2 separate regions of the Homo sapiens genome follow, and region 2 is linked to region 1. Evidence: chromatin loops called from intact Hi-C (ENCODE). Cell type or tissue: mammary epithelial cell. All regions are shown on one strand.

Region 1 (5,000 bases):
TCTCGTGGCCTTTTCCTCCAGAAGTCTTGTTTGAGTAATCAGAAGTCATGTCCTAAAAGGGAAACTGAGCAAATGAAATTGCTCATGTACTTCTCTTAAATGGAATCACTTGTTTGCTTTTTAATTAAGATGAGACTTTTGATTAAAGCAAAAATCTGGTGGCATTTTATTTTCTACTCTGTGCCCCTCGAGATCCATTGCTTGACCCTGAAATGAATGATCTCAGTTATATCTTAAATGACATAGTGAATTAACTGTATTTCATGTGCCAGCATTTCCTTCATGTTACTTAGATAATTAAGTTCTTCCTAATTCAGAAAGCGTGACATTTTTGTATGGTCACAAAGACAGCCAAGGAGGACAAACACATAATAACGAACTATAGTAATAGCTATCATTCATTGAGCACTTTTGTTCCAGAAGCTTTGTGCATTATTATCTCCAGTACAACCCTGAAAAGTATTTACAGATCAGGAGCCTGAGATCAGAAAGATTTGACTAACACGAACAAAGTCACATAGCTAAAGAGATGGGTTGCTGGGATTTGAACTTACATCTATCTCCAGAGCTTTGATTTTTCTGTTTAATTTGTATTTTATAAACCCAAATCATTGAAGCATATTTATGTTTTATTTCTATACACTTCAGGTAAAGCTATTTTTTTAAACAATTTATTGAATACCAAGAAGAGTTATGTCCTGATGGAGTGGGGTCAGATTAAATGATTCTCCTGTTCACTTGGAGCTATAAAACTATATAAATCTATATGTGTGAGAAACTCTCACTGTATTTAATGTGTTTTTTTCAGTGCTACTGTCTACAGGACTCTGGCAAATTGCTGTCAAATAAAAGTCATAAATTCACAGAATGCAATTCCTCGTTGTCAATGAAATGAAATGAGAAAATTTCTCTTTTCACTCAAATGGGCTATACATTTATACGATCTAAATTCCCATATTAACAAAAAAAATTTTAGTTGTTTGCTTTCCAGTTAGGTTAGGATATTTCTTCTGTTTAAGTTGGGATGTGCCAATAAATAGGGTTTCCCATTGCAGCTCACAGGCAGAGAAAGTGAAACTGCGCTTGGTAGTCTTTTCATCCGTATCTGTTCAACAACAACAAAGTGATCTCCCCAACCTGAAAAGAGATTGATTTGCCTTCAAGTAAATACCTAGTTATCAGTACTCTTAGAATCTGTTGACTTTTGAAGCTTTGAGATTTGATTTTTCTCTAAGAATATATGCCCAGCACTATACCATTCTGTCTGAACTGCTTAACAAAGAACATCTAGAAGTCATACTGGTGCCCATATTTAAAATATTTATTTAAAAGAAACTAGCCACAGATGGAAATATTTCTAACTAAAAATTATCTTTCTCAAGTATAAAAACATTTCTCAAAATGAAATATTTCCCATATAAAGTCACTTCATTGTGGGCTTAGAGAACTTTATTTTCCATTGCCAATAAAAGCCTTTGATTGGCGAGCTTTTCTTCGCCTTAAATTTGAAACTGGAGTATGTAAGCAGAGTGTGGATCTGAGTGGAAAAACTGGCCTAAATTATGTGAGTTTCAGAAATATCACTCCATGTTTATTTGAACAGTTTCCTCTAAAGGGGAAAATTTTGTTTAATATTTGAATATGTTTATTTATAAAAACGATAGAATAATCAGTAGACATTTGTGTTCTATTAGATCTGAGTTGTTCTCCATTTTCTTTTTGTGTTTTCCATATAAGGGCCGAATTTTCATATATCTTATGACAGAGTACTTACCTGACCATTGAGAAATAGCTACGATTTCACATCTGACCTTTATTATGTGACCATTCATTGTTTTTTTGACATACGCAGCCTTCCCTCGGACATTTCCCTGTCTCTTAAACCCAGTTTTGCCGCTTTGTCCTGTCTTGGATTCCGCACGCTGCACAAAAAATGGCCAGTAGAGGGCGCTGCTGGCTTACTTTTTAGAAAACTGCTCACAGCCTGATTTCAGCACTTTCAAAAACATGGAAATTATCTTAATTCAGTCAAAGCAATCAGAACGAGAAAACTGTCTTAAATTCATCAAAGTTGTTTCTTTGTGTCTTTTTCTATTTCGTTTCCCCAAAGGCATCAATAAAACCAGGCAATTAGTGTTTCTTCCCTTTTCTGCGGAGCCCTTAGCTGACCCACAGTAAGGATGAGTATGGTAGTTGAGGGCAACCGGGTGTGATTATCTAATTTTTCCATCAGCTTGAGGTTCTTATGTGAAAGTTGTATTCATGGAGAGCCAAAAGAAGGGGAAAATAAAAGCCTGTTTACACTTTCACTTTCCAACCGGCCTTGCCAGTTATCCCCTGACCTGGTGCAATGACGAGAAAATATCTGTGCGACCTTGGCCTCTGGATTGTGGACTGGGGACGGGGTGTCCGTGGCTTCGGTAGCGAGAAGCGGGTGGGAGGGGCATGATTTTATAGACTCAAAAGCTTTCTCTCCTTTCAGGCAGGCAGTGCTGAGAGGTGATCGGAGGAAGACCTTTTATATCCCTTCCAGCACCTCCATTCTTTGAGATGAACTATTGACAGTCCCTCAATATTTATAAAATATTATAAACTGCTATGTAAATACAGCGTCAAGTCGAACTTTCTAGCCAGAGCTCTCCCGAGTACCCTTCCAAAGAAAATGCTATGCTTAAGCACCTCCTCCTGAGACATTCTGGAACCCCCACCACTTATATAGGTATATTTACAGAACCCCATCCCCAATCCCTTCAGTCATTCAAAAACGGTACAAGTTGCTGAAGACGTTGTGGTGAAATAGAAAGTATCAAAAATACCACGGGAATTGCATTTGCTAGTCATCTTTGTGATGGCGTCAGTTTGTGCCAACAGCATCGTGATAAAGTTCTCAGTGGATCTGAACTTTGCTTCATGTGGTTTTTCTTCACCTTGTGGGCACTGGGCACTCGCCGTCCTTCATAGCTGGTAGGTGCCACTTTTGGCCGGCCCTGTAGCTGGCTGCAGTCGGCTGTCCTTCCACAGGATGAAAAATGTCTTCCATTAGCTAATGGCTGTGTTCTCCGTGAAACATTCTGCCCCTTGGCCTGGGGCTGCAGGAGAGCATCAATCAAGTCTCTTAGATGAGGCCTCAGAGGACCAAGGGAAATTTGTATAATCCTGAACTGTAAACATGAGGACCAGTGGTTGAGGTTTTTGGATTTGAACAACATTTAAAAATGTCTATTTGAGTATCTAAAGTAAACCTTTATTTTAAAGAGAAGCTGAGGCTTGCTGGGTGGCCTTCAGGAGGTCAGCTGACCTTTCTGCCTCCGTTTCCCTGTCTTCAAATTGGTGGAGGGAGCAAAAAACCTTACTCTTCTGTTGCACAGGAGAATCCATTTAATCTTGATTGATTACATTAAATAAGGAAGTCAGGCTTTCTTTATGCCACTTCACACCTTATGGGCCACATTATAATTTCCCTGCCTCTCGGTCTAAGTGTCCACTAGTGATCACTGCCTGGTGTGGTTTTTTGTTGGTGTTGTTGTTCCTGTGGGTCTGTAGTTTTCCTTTCAGCCATTTCCTTTCTCTTGTTCTTCTCCTCCCCACTTGCTAACCAAGGAAGAAGGGCTAAGGGGCTCCCCACCCTTCCTGGCGGTGGCAAAACAGCTTCTTGTTCATGAGGGAAATTGTGGAAGCATAGATGTAAAAAGGAGAGAAGTATGTGGGTGTGTCTGTGTGTGCACACATGTGCATGTGTGGGTGTGCATGTGTGTGCCATTTAGCAGTTGCCTTTTTTTGTGATGGTTTGTTGCTGTTGGCACCTGTAAAAGCAGTCAAGCTGAAGAAATTCCTTTGGAAAAAGAAAGAACTAACTTCCTAGAGGTGAATGGAAGGTTGCTGAGGCCTTAAGGCGAAAATTTATAGAGAGCTGAGTTTTCTCTGTTTTCCTTTGCATTGCTTATTTGAAATTCTTCATTGTTAGAACACAGTTTTGTTTACCATGCCCCCCATTATTTTCCCTTAAACAATACCATAAATATTATCATTTGGGGAACAACCTCAATTTCCCAGAATTCATGACTTTTCCATTTTAATAGACAATGTATCAGAACTTAAATCTTGTGAGATCTTCTTAAAAGAGTACTTCTCAACAGTTTTAGGAACTGTTTTTTACTCTAGCCTTTGAGGACAAGATGGGAGGGACACTGAAGAAGTTGTTCCTTTTGTACAGAGTAGGCAACTCAGAAATATTATGGAATGACAGTTGAATGACAACATGCTGATTGTTTGCTCAGTAATAAACTAGAGTTTTGCTGTGTATTTTTATATATTCATATAAGGCTATGCATTCTTGCAAATTAGCAATTAATTCTACTGAAATATCTGAATAATGTTTTCCATAGGTTACACTATCCCCCTCACAAAAATAAAAAAAAACTAGACATAATATTTTGTTGCTGACCCTATGTTACAGACTTAGAGGTTTTTCCAAAGACTAGGAAGAAAGTTATTTCTGGGTTGGCTAGCTAGAAATATGCTATGCTAATTTTATCTCTAAATACCATATGATATCCATTCTATTTTCATAAATATAGATTAATTTCACAAACAGAGTTAATCACGTTTGATGTTTGGTTTCATGTTTCTAAATAATTTAAAAATCAGCTTCTTTTCATGGCCACTTCTAGGTAAATATGTAAAACAAAGTAAAAGAGAAAAAGTTATGACATCATATGAGAAAAGCTGCAACAATTCATAGTTTTAATTAAGAGGACTAGTTGGACTCTGGGCAAACATTTTATTGTCCACCAACTAAGATGTCCTCTCTGTGTGAGCTGTCACATACCAAATCTAAAAATCTGTTTTTGATATTTAAAACAGCTCAAAATCAACATGAAAATTGGCATGCTCTTCTCATATATAATTTGGGGAAAAATATGAAGTGAGAACAGGAAAGATGTATTAACTTCTTAAAAAGTAATCTTTAGGAGCAAACTGAAAGAGTTCCCAGTGGTCAA
Region 2 (5,000 bases), 680 kb after region 1:
GTAAGTGTGAATGACTAAATATAACCTTTTCCAGAGAATACTTTACATATACATACCTCCTAGAAAAATTCAATTAAACATAAAACATTTCTCTTACAGCCACCTGGAACTAATTTTTTGGTATGTTGGCCTGTTCCCCAATCAGATGAAATTTGCAGAACCCAGTGTGCCGTATGTGAAGTTGACCTCCCTCCTCTTGCTATAGTAAATGCTGGAGAGTAATTCTTCTTAGAAATAGATTAAGACCTCCAGAAAATGGGGCTTTAACATGAATATCAAACTGCATACACAAATTTAAATTTCAGATAATTATTTTATTGGCAAAGACTAAAGAAATCCAATATCAAAGTGATATTTTCCTTATTTGCATTAGAAATATTTTCCCATTACCAAAATGAAAGAAGGTCGTTAGGAAAAAGAATGACTGATATGAATAAGCATTTTTTTTTTAAAGAGAAGTTTCAAATCTTTCAATTCTACTTGCCCAGAGACAACTACTCTCAACACTTTGGTACTTATAACATCTATGTTGACTATGTAGATAAAAAGTTGGGTTTGTTTTTTTTTTAATAAGCAAAACTGGAATTTTTACCCCTCATATTGTTTTGTATCTATTTTGTTTCATGAAAAATATATTATTAACAATTTTCAAATCAATAGATATAGTATTAGGGAACATTTTAAGATGTTGCATGCGTCCATTATGTAGATATGTAATAAGGCATCTAACCAACACTTGGCTTTTTTATATTTAGATTATTTCTAATTTTGCTGTTATAATTAGTGAGATAATGTCAGCCCCCAAAAATGTGCTGAATATTCTGTCTCCTGTGAGAAGCAGATTTATGCATTTGCAACAACCAAATGCCTGCCATTAGAAGTAGAGTGTAAATAAGCTTGTAGGTCCTGACACCAGGCTGAAAAGTGGACAGTTTCCAAGAGCCATTTCTTCTCATTTTTCTGCCACCCACTTCCCACACCAAGAGCTCCTTCCCACTCTATTCCCCATCCCACATCCTCTGAGGATTCTGGGAATATGAAAACCCCCCCACCATTAAAAAAAAATTAGCTTGAAGCTCCTGTTTCCAAATTTAAATTGAATGACTATGTCTTTGGCAATAGACTGTATGGAGCAGGGATGCATAGGTAAGTGAGTCCTGTCTATCAGCTTATCTCTTAAAGGCCCAAAAGCAGATTGTTTTTTATAACTCTAATGAAGCTTAAGCTTCATGGTCTCTTGCTTGCATGGGCACCTTCCAAATATTAAGTGTTTTTTGTTAATTGGCAAAATTATTCTAACACTGAGAAACAAATTTGGTAAAATGTTTTGAAATGCTTTAATAAAACAAGTGAGAATTTCTTTTCAGTATTCTCCTGATTTGAATGTTTTCGAAGAGTACCATTTTTATCATCTATTAATGTATTACAAAACTAAAAGAAAATTCAGAAAAAATAATGGAATATGAAACTAAAAACACTAAAAATGAGTGATGAAATCAATAGAAATTACTGTGATACAGAGCAGCTACATAAACAAAAGAATTTTCAGATTAAAACAAAAGGAGTAGTTTATTAAGAAAGATATATTTCACTGGTGTCATCTATAAAAATGAATATATTTCAAGTCAAAGTGTACTTAAGATTAGTTACTGCAAAATAAAACTTAAAATGCCCTGAAATATTATAGCTCATATATAAAAAATTTAATGAACATTTCCCCAAATTTAACAGAATTCTAAAAATTTTTAGAATTTACATGAAGCTTCTATATCATGAAGCTGAAAGGAACTTTTCTCAAACTAGGTAATATTTTTTTTAATCAATGATGCTAAATAAAGTCTGAATCATCTTTCTTTTCTCTATATAAAAATAGTTAGGCCGGGCACAGGGGCTCACACCTGTAATCCCAGCACTTTAGGAGGCCAAAGTGGAAGGATCACTTGAGCCCAGGCATTTGAGACCAGTGTGGGCAACATGGCAAAACCCCATCTCTACAAAAACTTAAAAAACTGTCCAGCATGGTGGTGTGCACATGTAGTCCCAGCTAATTGGGAGGCTGAGGTGGGAGGATGACTTGAGCCCAGGAGGTCAAGGTTGTGGTGAGCCATGACTGCGTCACTGCACTCCAGACAGAGTGAGACCCCATCTCACAAAAACACAAAACAAACAAACAAACCATTGTCATATGAAAAGGCAATCAAAGACTCTGTTGTCCCCAAAGTAAGAACAACAGCATTATAGGAAAGTTGGGAAGTTAATTTCTAAAAGTCATGTTATTCTTCTTTGTTTTGTTTTTCGATTTTTAGATTTTTTTTTTAGGGCCAGATGTTTATAGATTTTCAGCTTTTAAAAAATTGTTTCTTATTCCAAATATTCATTTCTGTGCTTAATTTTATATTCATAAGTGTTCTATTCTGTTTGTTAAAGAAGACTTTCCCCCTAACTTGTAATGAGCTTCAGACTCATCATAACCTGAAGTGAACGCTGAGGTTGTCCAAACTCATAAAACTCGGTTGCATCCATGTTCATTTACACCAAGAAGGTGCTTATGGCCAACAAAGAGGTGTGTAGCCCTGTTACACACCTCTTCGATCAAAGAATAGAGCAAGCTATGCAGCCTTTGCAGGCATAGGGTGGAGGGGAGGGAGTTGGGAAGGATTCATGCAGAAACTGTTCATAGGATGCAGTGGACTTTGGAAATTCTTTGCAAACAGGTAAAGTAAGTTTCCTAAGCAGTATGTTAGGTCTCTAAGTGGTGCTTAAACATATCACAAAGGTAGCAGATGAAGGATCAGATTGTTAGGGAACAACTTGCTTGTAAAACCCAAAGAGCAGTGGTTGATCTGATAACTGGCGGATTCTTAATAGCTCAACACAAATAAACCACTTGTAAATGCCCCTGGGCTGGCCTGCCTTACAACCCTTTTCACATGGCAGTAATATATGGCCAGTAATTACCATAATGAGCCACCAGAAGGCATCTATTTGTTAGCCCTGGAAGAGCTTGCATCTGGCTTTTAGGTGTGAAGCAAGGAGAAGCAAATGACAAGAAGCATTTGAATATACATTTCCTCTGGGCAGCTACTTATTTGAACAGCTGCTTATGAGGCACACAGCACCATTAAGTCGGTCCAATTCAGGAGGCCGTGTGCATCTTGATTTCTATTTTTTTCTTTGAAGTATAGGACCAGCCTATTTTCTCCCCGGGTAATAATTTCTCCAAATTAAAAGTGGTTACCCGACTTAAAACCTGTGACAAGTCTATTGTGTTGACCTCTACAGCTGGGAGAGTGTGGAGGTTGCCAGGGAAATGGGCTCTAGAAACACATGGAACACACTCAGAAGTCACGTGCTAAATTGTTTGGTTTTAGATTAAGTTTCACTGGAAAAATGATCCAGAGCTTTCTTTCTCTCTCTTTTTTGTCTTTGTCAAAACAAAGACTGTATAACAAAGGCAACATTTTTTAGCCATCTGCTGAAAATACAAAAATATTTTCATCAAAATAACAAATTGGTGGTTTGTTGTGTCAGCTTGTACATTTAATAATTCCAATGATAAGCATTCCCCAGATATCAGAGGCAAATATGCCATCTGAAAAAAGAAAGGAATCTAGGTACATAAGAAATGAGCTATAAAATTACACTGAAGCTGGTATTGTAACAGGAGAATGGGGAGTGTTTTGAGGGGAAACTAACATAGAAATGGACAGGAGGTGAAAGGCTTTGAATCCTTGTAATGCTATGGCTAGGAATCAAACTAAAGTGTTTTCTCCTTTGCCACTGAGCATACTGTCATAGTCAGGGCCGGATTATTCAATGCCTTAACCATCTCTGCTTACGAAAAGATATTAGAAATGCTGTATATGTCTTGAACTATTAGGAGTATACGTGAAATAATGCATCTAAAACACTCAGGAGCATAAAACAAAGGTCCCTGGCATTTCTTACTGACCCAAAGTTTACCTTAGATAAAGAGATTTATATGGAACTTGGAAGAGGCATATCAGAAGTTTGCCTTGACATTCGTGGATCACTGAGCATTCCAAATGCCCTTAAGAAGATTATCAGGTGGTTGTGTTTTCTGAAGTTTCCTGATCTCTCCTTTTACCTAGTGGTCAAACTGTAGGCATTTGGTAGCTTATCCTTGAGATATTAGCAAGACACAAGATGACAGGGTTTGCACATAAAATACAGGTCACTATTATATATTCTTCCCATAGATTCATCAGCTTGCAATTTTTTTGGACTCCTGCACTTTATTTATGTTTTGGTTTAGTGAAGAACTTTACAATTATATATAAATTTCTCATATAGTATATATGATATATATATATATATATACACACACACACACCACATACACATGCACACACACATAGTCACATGGTTAAAGGATCTAAAACTGTATACAGTAAAATGCCTCCTCACTCTTGTACCCAATCCACCTAGTTATCTTCTGCCCATTGTTCATGCCCTAAATATTGTTATTGGTTTCGTGTGTGTTTTTCTTATATTTCTTTTTGTACATCCAAGTAAACAAACACATATATATAGTTCTCACCTACTTTAATGCAAAAGTCAATATGCTCTGCATGCTGTTTTGCATCTTACTTTGTCACTAAACATATCTTTGACTTAAATTTATCTCAGTACATGGTTTCCTCAGTCATTTTCATAGCTGCATAATTTCTTGTTTTTGAATGAATTATAATTTATTTAATCCAAATCGCAACATTTTAAAGTCCTGGTCACTCTTAGAAACACCATACAAAATATGCTGAGCCAAACTATAAATACTTTCATTTGAATTAAACTTTAAATTGTTATCTACCTGCACCCTGAATTTTAAAACTCAAAAAAAGATAATGAACTGGTAGAGTCAGGGATTATTAGAAAGAAAAATCTAATTTATGAGTTTGAGCTGGATAGAATGCACAGAATTAGAAGAGGCAAAAGCCAACTGAGAACTAAATATTGTATGGGGTGTTTGTCATGGCTAC

Evidence for each region. Peaks named below come from ENCODE experiments on the same cell type or tissue, not always from the same donor. Only the 100,000 strongest peaks of a DNase experiment are listed, where the experiment ranks them.
Region 2: it touches region 1 in a loop (4-fold over the local background); 4 of 110 quality-filtered maps call a loop at or near these places.

What each region holds. Positions count from the first base shown.
Region 1 is chr7:95,914,826-95,919,825 of GRCh38, forward strand. The region is part of intron 6 of DYNC1I1 (dynein cytoplasmic 1 intermediate chain 1); the gene reads left to right. Among named protein-coding and RNA genes, the nearest start is that of DYNC1I1, 140 kb to the left of the region's middle. In mammary epithelial cell, CTCF peaks have their summits at 1,933 (motif pointing right) and 4,994; no DNase peak of the experiment used is centred here.
Region 2 is chr7:96,593,355-96,598,354 of GRCh38, forward strand. It overlaps a transcript of SEM1 not described here. Among named protein-coding and RNA genes, the nearest start is that of SEM1, 110 kb to the right of the region's middle. RefSeq lists an enhancer at 2,770-3,686. In mammary epithelial cell, a CTCF peak has its summit at 2,977 (motif pointing right); no DNase peak of the experiment used is centred here.